Linked DNA regions of Homo sapiens: region 1 is linked to region 2. Evidence: read pairs that join two places in POLR2A ChIA-PET (ENCODE). Cell type or tissue: HepG2. All regions are shown on one strand. Links, peaks and the distances in the headings refer to the core of each region. The heading gives the core; the rest is flanking DNA.

What was found. Peaks named below come from ENCODE experiments on the same cell type or tissue, not always from the same donor. Only the 100,000 strongest peaks of a DNase experiment are listed, where the experiment ranks them.
Region 1: POLR2A ChIA-PET joins it to region 2 with 8 read pairs; 1 of 35 experiments calls an interaction of 5 or more read pairs at or near these places.

What each region holds. Positions count from the first base shown.
Region 1 is chr5:132,768,682-132,774,061 of GRCh38, reverse strand. The region is part of intron 1 of SEPTIN8 (septin 8); the gene reads left to right. Among named protein-coding and RNA genes, the nearest start is that of SEPTIN8, 5.9 kb to the left of the region's middle. In HepG2, for the core only: no CTCF peak of the experiment used is centred there; a DNase peak (open chromatin) is centred at 2,301.
Region 2 is chr5:133,004,507-133,009,886 of GRCh38, reverse strand. It overlaps ZCCHC10 (zinc finger CCHC-type containing 10), which reads left to right. Exons shown (of 5, transcript NM_001300816.3): 3 at 2,967-3,128. Among named protein-coding and RNA genes, the nearest start is that of ZCCHC10, 19 kb to the left of the region's middle. In HepG2, for the core only: no CTCF peak of the experiment used is centred there; a DNase peak (open chromatin) is centred at 3,016.

The sequences.
Region 1 (5,380 bases), core at 192-5,191, 240 kb after region 2:
TCTTGTAAAAACGGCCAGTAGCCTCCTTGCTGAGCCATGCCGAAGAAAAACGGGAGCTGAGCAAGAGATGCCCGTGCAGCTCCCAGGGCACATGTGAGCACCACCTGCAGAGCTGCAGCTCTGCCCTCTCCCCCAGGAGGTGAGTCTGCCTGCCCTCCCTCTCTCTTGGGCATCAGACCATGCTATGTGTGCCCACCTTAGGAAGGTCTCCTTGGGGTCTTGATTGCAGTGGGTCAGAGCTGCGGGGCTGATGGAAAGCATTGGTCATTCCAGGGAGCACATGCTAAAAGACTGACCATGATAGGAACAGAGAGGATGGCAAGGAGGAGACCAAGCTCAGGGCCAAGGAGGAGGGAGACTGGATGGAGCCTGGGAACCCAGGGTCTGACTTGTGTCAAAAACCTTGGATGGCAAGGAGGGCAGTGGGTGCTTTGAGCGCATTATCTTGTTGATGCCAACAGCCCAAGGTTGGGTGAGGATGCAGACTTTGGTCATTGGCTAGCAAAGGTAGGGGGAACAAGATCCAAATTCCAATACCAGAGATGACAGAGAGGGTGGATACCTTGGCGTTTTGAGCCCTCGGATGGGCTAGGTGGAAGCATATATTATATTTGGGGCAGTAACTACCACGAATGTCTCTGTGGCTCAAGTCCAGCTACCAGAGGCGAGCAGCTGCAGGATGGTAGAGCAAAGGGCCTGAGGGCCAGCTGGCCTCTGTGTGTCCCTTGCAGCCTCCCCAGCCTTCCTGCCTCTGTGCTGCCAGCTTGGGTTTCAGGATCCCCAGGCATGGCCCCCAAGGCAAAAGCTTTGCCAGATAACCAGATGCAGAGCTATGCATGCAGGAGGGAGACACATCTGCCTGGGGAGGAGACGCCCTCCCAAGGTCTCCATGCCCTTGTGGTAGAGCTGGGGCACTCTGTTGGCTTCTTTTGGAGCCATCTGAACCTTCAGAGCTCCTGAAAGAACTGGCTGGGAAGAGGCAGCGGAGGACGGGGCAGGGGGCATCTTGGCTCTGCGTGCAGTTGCCCTACATGTTCTTGGGGCAAATTAGATATTCTCCTCAGGATACACGGCTTTCAGGTGTTCCCTATCCTAGAGGTCAGATTAGAGGGACAGAACCAGCAGAGGAAGGTACAGGGGCCCATGTCTGCTGGCAGGTGGCTGGCTGTTTTCTGAGGGGGCTCCAGGGCTTGGGCTGCCTGATGCTTGGGGTTCAGGAGGGGCTGTGGGTATGGACCCAAGCCCACTTGCCAGACATGGCTCTTGGGCCTGGGTACAAACCTGACATTCTGCCTGGTGTTGGAGTGAATGGACAAGCAGCAGAGAAGTATAGCAGTGCCACCCCCATACCTCTGCCAACCCGTATTGGTGCCCATGCATTCCTCCGTCCCTTTCCAGCACTGGCATCCATCGTGGGGTTGGACAGAAGGCGGGGCACCTTTGCTGCCCACATTCTCCCTCCAAGGGTTTCATTTGCTGTGAAACAGAGGCTGCCTTCTCCTGCCAGTGATACCCAGACCACTCGTGGCTTTCCCTGTTACAAGGCAGTGGTGGCTGCCACTGGAGTCCCTGAGCTAAGTAAGAAAATATGAATGCCTGGAGTTCTAGTACATTCTGCAGCCCAGAGCACCTTCCCCATCTCCTCTGTGGTGGGATAGACCACTCCCTCTCAGGCAGCACAATAAAGGCCAAGAATGTGTCTGTCCTAGGCCTGGGGGTTGGGGTGGCGAGTACTGGCCCAGCTACCAGTAACTGTGCTCTTAGCTTCCTGGAAATCTGATTTTGATGGGAAAAGCTTGAAACACACTATCCCAAATTAATAAGCTCCAGCCTGGCTGGCTGTGTGCAGAAAGGAAAGACAGTGCCTCTTAGTGAGACAGAGAAACAGAGAGAATGGAGTATTGGGGTCAGGGGATGGTTTTGCTCCCAAAATTCCTTCTCTTCCCAGGATGGGTGGAGTAGGACTGGCCTTGTGAGGATGATTGGCTTCCTGTTACCTTGACTGCCGTCATGTTGGGACCATGGCGGGTGATCCTTGCTTGAATCTTCTCTCAAGTTTTCTGTTGCCACTGTAGGAGAAAGATGCTTTGGCTCCCAGGTGTCCTCTTGATTTGGGACAGGTATATCCTGCCTCTATTCTTCCTTCCTGGCCCCGGGTAGCAGCATCCCACCCCCACCCTCCCACGTATGTCTCCTTGGTTATTTCCCGTAACCTCTGACCTGGGCTTAGAGGCTTGCTGTGGAATCCTGGGACCAGAGCCGAAGCCTTTCCTGGGAAAATTCCTAGGATTCCTCTCAGGCTCAAGGACAGTTGTGCTTATGACCGCGACCACGGGTTCTGGCTAGAGGCCTCTGCTCTGGCTATTTAAGGCCCAGGCTCCTGGGAGGAGCTGGAGCCGGGGCTAGCATAGTTTGTGCCAGGAACATGGGTGGAGAAAGCTTCCAGTGGTCCATTGACTCCTGAGTCCATTGCTCAGTTACTTAATAGGGCCACCCCCAGGGCTGGAGCTCCCCTGGGGAGTGGGCTTCCTGTCTGCCTGACTGGGTGTACAGGTGAGTGGGTGCTAGGCATGGGAGCCCAGAGGAAGAAAAGCATCCAAAGTCCAAGGCACTGGAGAACTCTGGAAGGCCTGAGGTCTGGGGGCTGCTCTTTGTCCATTACTCGGTAGCCAATCCACCTATGGTGGGGTATCCTTTCTACTCCCACTGCAACAACCAGCCTAGTTTGGGGGTTTGGATCACAGGGGTCTTTATTTACCCACAGCTTCCCCGGCTCTGTTGGTTTAGAGATTCAGTAGATTTCCAGTTCCTTCTGGATAAAAACCTGTTTTTGTGTGTTGGCAACCATGAGATGCAGTTTCTTCCCAGATCCCACCTTGTTTCATGGTAAAAGGGACAGCTCCTCTTGGCTGGTGATGAGGGCTGCTCTAGGAGGCTCAGACAGAGCATTTCCTATCAGGAAAAGGGCGTCCTAGTTATCCACTGGGCTGCGTAACAAAATGCTGTTCTCTACTTTGTCTTGGACGGCCGGGCATGGAGGCACGCAGCCGGCCTGAGAAGTTATTGTTTTGGTTGTTGTCTTTGATGTGCCAAAGAAATGATGACACAGAAGCCTGGGGCCTGGCTCAGGAGCCAAAAGCTTGTTAGTGATTAGAGAGGGGATAATGGCCCCATGGAGTTTCTCATTGCATATGTAGAGCTCAGAGCTGCCAACTCCCTCTATCCTGGGACTTTGAAGACATATACAACGCTCACCCCTGTGTGAGCACCTCAGGGAGCTGGGTGTGTGGAATGAGCCAGAGGCTTTGGGTCCACCTCTCTCTGGGGTCCAAGTTAAGTTGTCCTGCCTGAAGGCTCCTCCCCACAGAGCAGTCTGCCATGGGGCTTCCTGACTTGAGAATGGAGCCTGGCTGCAGGGTCCGTCCAGCTCACCCTCCCACCAGAGCCAGCTTACAGACCAGCAGGCCTTTGGCCCACACCAGCCCCCTGACATGTTGTATTGGGCCCTCATGGTATTCTCAGTTTGTATTGGTTGTCAATCTTTAAAAATTACAGAATTTCACATAAAAATATAGATTTCTGGGCCAGGCATGGTGGCTCACACCTGTAATCCCAGCACTTTGGGAGGCCAACGCAGGTGGATCACCTGAGGTCAGGAGTTCAAGACCGACCTGGCCAACATAGTGAAACCCCGTCTCTACTAAAAATACAAAAATCAGCCAGGCGTGGTGGTTGCGTGCCTGTAATCCCAGCTACTGGGGAGTCTGAGGCATGAGAATTGCTTGTACCTAGGAGGCGGAGGTTACAGTGAGCTGAGATCACACCACTCCAGCCTGGGTGACAGAGCCAGACTGTGTCTCAAAAAATACATACATACATATATATACATATATACATATATATATATATATATATACACACACATACACATATATACATATATATATATATACATATATACATATATATATACATATATACATATATATATATATATACACACACACACACACACACACATATATATATATGTGTGTGTATATATATATATATATATATATATATATATATATATATATGTATATATAGAGAGAGATTTTTGGGTTCTCTTTAAAAACGGGAAGATTTGGCAACACTAGATCTGTGTTCCCACAGTTGGCTGGCGTTGTGGAACTGTGGCCACCATGGATTGAGCATAAGCACAGGCTCTCCAGTTCTCTGCCATTCCCACCTCTCCCCGGGAACCCCCACGCTTGGCCAAGTTAGTGGCTGTCTTTCATCCAGCAGGCGGGGAGTGATGTGACTAGAAGTGTGGGTTTCACAGTCATGTTGTCTCCATTCAGATCCTGGCTTTGCTCTCCTGAGCAGTGTGGTCTTGGGCAAATTACACACTCTCTTGATGCCTCTATTGTCTCATCTAGACAATGGGGAGGCTGCTACGGCCTATGTCATAGGGCTGATGTGTGGACTAAATTAGATTAAATTAGGGTTGCGCAAAGCAAGCATGCAATACATGTTAGTTATGTCTGTTGTTGTTGCCATTGTTATTAAGGTGCTGCTCCCCTTCACCTATATATGTTACCTGCCTGGCTTCTAAAGGCATTTGAGTTTAGGCTTAGCCCTCTGAGGTCAAGGATCTGATGTCCTCATCTTTTCACTGGCAGCCATCTCAGTTCCTGGCACACAGCAGACATGTCCAGTGCGTGTGTGTTGAGTGACTGAATGAATGAGTTGGAAGCCTGCTAAGAACAGGGGAGGCAATGTAGCAGAGTGGTTTGGGACAAGAGCTTGGTCTGTTCTCAGGTCCCTGCTCTGCCCTGGTTAGTTCCCTAGCTTCTGTGTGCTTCAGTTTCCTCCCCTGTAAAATGGGGATAATCATGGAGTCTGTCATCCACAGTGAGGAAGGACCAAGTGAGAGCCTGGGTGTAAATCACTTGGCTTAGTTCACACATGGTGGTCCTCAGTGAGGTGTTGGTATCATCCCAGACGTCCCTTCCTTCCTTTGGTTGTGAATACTGAGATGTTTTACCTTCCACACTGTCCCTCCTTTCCTGGCTCTCCTCGCTTTCTCCCTGTTCCTCTGCATCCAAAGAGTTTTACTTTGGATCCTATGGCACCGAAGATGTTTCAGTTGCAAGTAATAGATAATACCACTCAACTAGCCTCAGCAATAAAGAGGATATGGCCAGGGGGAAGGGGAAAAGCCCAGAGATAGGGCAGACTCTGGCTCCCTCTTTTCTCTGTGATTTTCTTGGCTCTGCCATCCTGTGAGTAGACTGCAGCCTTAGGCTAGCTCCCCTAATGGTCTCAAGATGGTCATAAAGGCTCAACCTGCGTCACTTGCCTGTACTTGCACCGATCATGGCATCACGCTGATGGG
Region 2 (5,380 bases), core at 317-5,316:
TTGGCTGTATCTCAGTCCAATTTCAGGGACTGGATTTTTCTCAGTCTTCTAGGTAACTAGAAGTTGGCTGAAGTTTCTAAGAACTTGGGTTTATTTGTAGGGTATAGCCCTTCGTCTTAACTCTGACACAGAGTTTATCTCCCTAGCTTGTAATATGTGATGCTTACCCTGTTGCGATGGACAGACACACCCAGCACAAAAGTTGACTTAATTCTAGATTTCTATCTTCTTCCATATCTTGTTTTGATTATTCTTTTTTTTTTTTTTTTTTTTGAGACGGAGTCTTACTCTGTCGCCCAGGCCAGAGTGCAGTGGCATGATCTCAGCTCACCGCAACCTCTGCCTCCTTAAGTTCAAACAATTCTCCTGCCTCAGCTTCCTGAGTAGCTGAGATTACAGGTGTGTGCCACCAAGCCTGGCAATTTTTGTTTTAGTAGAGACGGGTTTCACCATGTTGGCCACGCTGGTCTCGAATTTCTGACCTCAAGCAATCCGCCCACCTCAGCCCCACAAAGTGCTGGGATTATGGGAATGAGCCACCGCACCTGGCCATCTTTTTTGGTTTTTTTTAAGAGACAGAATCAGGCAGGGTGCAGTGGCTCATGCCCGTAATCCCAGCACTTTGGGAGGCCGAAGTAGGTGGATCACTTGAGGCCAGGAGTTTGAGACCAGCCTGGCCAACATGGCAAAACCCCACCTCTACAAAAAATACAAAAATTAGCCGGGCGTGATAGTGCATGCCTGTAGTCTCAACTACTCAGGAGGCTGAGGCAGGAGAATTGCTTGAACCTGGGAGGCTTGTGGTGAGCCGAGATCGTGCCACTGCACTCTTGGCCTGGGCAACAGAGTGAGACTTCATCTTTAAAAAAAAAAAAAAAGAGAATCTCCCTCTGTCACCCAAGTTGAAGTGCAGTGGTGCAATCATAGCTTACTGTAGCCTCAAACTCCTGGGCTCAATTGCACCTCCTATCTCAGCTTCCCAAGTAGCTGGGACTACAGCTGTTTGCCACCACACGCGGCTAATTTTTGTAGTTTTTTTTAGAGACAGGGTTTCACCATGTTGCCCAGGCTAGTCTCAAACTTCTGAGCTCAAGTTATCTGCCTCCCTTGGCCTCCCAAAGTGCTGGGATTACAAGCGTGAACCACCAGGCCTGGCCCTGGCTAATTTTTCAAAATTTGTTGTAGAGATTGAGTCTTGCTGTGTTGTCCTGCCTGGCTGGTCTCAAATTCCTGGCCTCAAGCAATCTTTCCACCGTGGCCTCCCAAAATGCTGGGATTACAGACCTGAGCCATTTCAGCTGGTCAGCTTGACCCCCTTGTTGATTCTCTGATTTTTTTTTTTTTTTTTTGAGATGGAGTCTCACCCTGTTGCCCAGGCTGGAGTACGATGGCGCAATCTCGGCTCACTGCAACCTCCGCCTCCCAGGTTCAAATGATTCTCCTGCCTCAGCCTCCCATGTAGCTGGGATTACAGGTGCCCACCACCACGCCCAGCTAATTTTTGTATTTTTAGTAGAGACAGGGTTTCACCATGTTGGCCAGGCTGGTCTCAAACTCCTGACCTCCTGATCCACCTGCCTCAGCCTCCCAAAGTGCTGGGATTACAGGCGTGAGCCACTGCTCCCGGCCTGATTTTCTGATTCTTTTTTTTTTTTTTTTTTTGAGACAGAGTCTCACTCTGTCACCCAGACTGGAGTGCAGTGGCGCAATCTCGGCTCACTGCAAGCTTTGCCTCCCAGGTTCACACCATTCTCCTGCCTCAGTCTCCCCAGTAGCTGGGACTACAGGCACCCACCACCACGCCCGGCTAATTTTTTATATTTTTAGTAGAGACAGGGTTTCACCGTGTTAGCCAGGATGGTCTCGATCTCCTGACCTCGTGATCCGCCTGCCTTAGCCTCCCAAAGTGCTGGGATTACAGGTGTGAGCCACCACACCTGGCTGATTTTCCGATTCTTAAAGAAGCTTGTTAAAAATGTTTTGACGGTCTTTTCTAGTTCTGAGCTGGAAAGTAGTCTGAATGCCCTAGTCTCACATAACTGGAACAGAATTGAGGAGCCAAGATTTGAATTCAACTGTATCTTAACTTCAAGGTCTATGCTTTTAACCATTTATTATATGTATTAATCCATTTTCACACTGCTGATAAAGACATACCCAAGACTGGGCAATTTACACAACAAAAAAGTTTATTGGAATCACAGTTCAGCATGTCTGGGGAGGCCTCACAATCATGGCAGAAGGCAAGGAGGAACAAGTCACATCTTACATGGACGGCAGCAAGAAAAGAGAGAGAGACTGTGCAGGGAAACTCCTGTGGTTTTTTGTTTTTTTTTTTTTTTGTGAGACGGAGTCTCGCTCTGTTGCCCAGGCTGGAGTGCAGTGGTGCAACCTTGGCTCACTGCAAGCTCTGCCTCCCGGGTTCATACCATTCTCCTGCCTCAGCCTCCTGAGTAGCTGGGACTACAGGCGCCCACCACCACGCTTGGCTAATTTTTTTGTATTTTTAGTGGAGATGGGGTTTCACCATGTTAGCCAGGATGGTCTCAATCTCCTGACCTCGTAATCCGCCTGCCTTAGCCTCCCAAAGTGCTGGGATTATAGGTGTGAGCCACCACACCCAGCCGGAAACTCCTATTTTTAAAACCATCAGATCTTGTGAGATTTATTCACTATCACAAGAACAGCACAGGAAAGACTTGCCCCTATGATTAAGTTACCTCCCACCAGGTTTCTCCCACAACATGTGGGAATTCAAGATGAGATTTAGATGGGGACACAGCCAAACCATGTCATTACACTTATTATACTTTGTTGTATTAAATCTCACAAGGGTAAAATGTTGATTTTTATGAATTGGACCATAAGAGTAAACATAATTTTATCCTTTATATTTTTTTATAGTTTTTAGGGTGAAAGTCACAAGACAGAATTTTAAGGCTTGTATTCTGTTTTTTGTTCTGTAGTGAAGCAAATAAGCAACATGTAAGATGTCAGAAATGCTTGGAATTTGGACATTGGACTTATGAATGCACAGGAAAAAGAAAATACCTACATAGGCCCTCAAGGACAGCAGAACTAAAGAAAGCTTTAAAAGAAAAAGAAAACAGATTATTATTGCAACAAAGGTAGGTTTACATGTGGTATCCAAAGGAATATTTTTTTAATGTGTATATAGAATTTATTAAAGGACCAAACGTTTCATGGTGGTTCTCCAGATTTTAATTATAATGTTACTAATGTTTAATAGATGCTTACTGTGTGCCAAGTACTATTCTAGGGTCTTTATAAGTATTAGCTTATTTAAACCTGATATCTACACTATTAAGGTAGGTAGTATTATTGTCTTCATTTTACATATGAAGAAACTAAAGCAAGGAGATGTTGAATAACTTACTCATTGTCATACAGCTAGTAAGAAGAAAAAGTAAGTGTTAAATCATGCAGCCTGTCCCCCAGATTCATGGTCTTAATCATTTTGCTTTTTTGCCTCAACTGTCAATGAAATGACAATTGAATTAACCGATAGATTATATGAGCTGACATGGAAAGCTATCCAAGAAGTACCAGGTATATTAATTAAGGTAGAGAACAGAATATATAATATGCTATGATTTATGTTTATAAAAAGAAGAATTGGCTGGGCGGGGTGGCTCACACCTATAATCCCAACACTTTGGGAGGCCGACGCCTGGCCAACATGGTGAAATTCCATCCCTACTAAAAATACAAAAATTAGCCGGGCATAGTGGCAGGTACCTGTAATCCCAGCTACTCAGGAGGCTGAGGCAAGAGAATCACTTGAACCTGGGAGGTGGAAGTTTTGGTGAGCTGAGATTGTGCCACTGCATTCCCGACTGGGCAACAGAGGGAGACTCTGTCTCAAAAAAAAAAAAAAAAAAAAAAAAGCAGCATCTTCCTAAGGGCTGTTAGCTGTATAATAGTGTCTTAAATATTTAGACTTTCAAGGCAACAGTCTTCCAATTTGTGACGTGAAAGTTCTTCAAGCGTTATGCAGGAATAGATAACCAATTTCTAGATTATCAACATTCATATACAATTCTTCCTAAAACAAATCTGATGAGAACTTGCCTACTGGTCTCCTTTTCTACTTCCCCTTTTCTAACAACGCTTCTCTAATCTCACAAAAGAAAGGTATACCTCTCACCCATCTCTAACATACCTTAGTGTATTGTCCTCACGTATAAAAACCTAGATGGCAGAATAGTGGTGTTTGTGCTGAGAAAGTGAATGGTCATAATAGTTTTGTTTGTTTGTTTTGAGACAGAGTCTCACTGTGTCATCCAATCTGGAGTGCAGTCTCAGCTCACTGCAACCTCCACCTCCTGGGTTCAAGTAATTCTCCCACCTCAGCCTCCCCAGTAGCTGAGACTTCAGATGCACACCACCACGCCTGGCTAATTTTTTGTATTTTTGGTAGAGATGGGATTTTGCCATGTTGCCCAGGGTGGTCTCAAACTCCTGAGCTCTAGCAATCCACCCACCTCAGCCTCCCAAAGTGCTGGGATTATAGGCATGAGCCACCATGCCCAGCTGGCCATAATTTTTTAGAGTAAAAAATTTTTTTTTTGAGACAGAGTCTTGCTCTGTCACCCAGGCTGGAGTGCAGTGGTGCGATCTCAGCTCACTTCGACCTCTGCTTCCCAGGTTCATGTGATTGTGCCTCAGCCTCCGGAGTAGCTGGGAGTATAGGTGCGTGCAACAACACCTGGCTAATTTTTTGTATTTTTAGTAGAGACTGGGTTTCACCATGTTAGCCAGGATGGTCTCGATCTCCTGACCTCATGATCTGCCCGCCTCGGCCTCCCAAAGTGCTGGGATTACAGGCGTGAGCCACCGCACCCAGCTGAGAGTAAATTCTTTTTTAAGGTTTTTCCCTCAACAAAATTGAAGATGACCTAATTGAATTGTCAATTAAAAAGCATATTTTAATGGAATATTATTATGTGACTTGTGGCATATAACAGATGGAATGCAGAGAATCGAGTGACATGGAAATAACAAAAGTCTTTCCATTCCAATCAATCTATTTAGGTTAGGGTTTCTCTAGGTTAAATATGTAACACTTAAGAATTAAGCCGGGCACGGTGGCTTACACCTGTAATCCCAGCACTTTGGGAGGCCGAGGCAGGCAGATCACGAGGTCAGGAGATGGAGATCTTCCTGGCTAACACAGTGAAACCCTGTCTCTACTAAAAAGATACAAAAAATCAGCCGGGCGTGGTGGTGGGCACCTGTAGTCCCAGCTATTCGGGAGGCTGAGCCAGGAGAATGGCGTGAACCCGGAAGGCGGAGCTTGCAAGGGAGCCGAGATCGCGCCACTGCACTCTAGCCCGGGTGACAGAGCGAGACTCCGTCT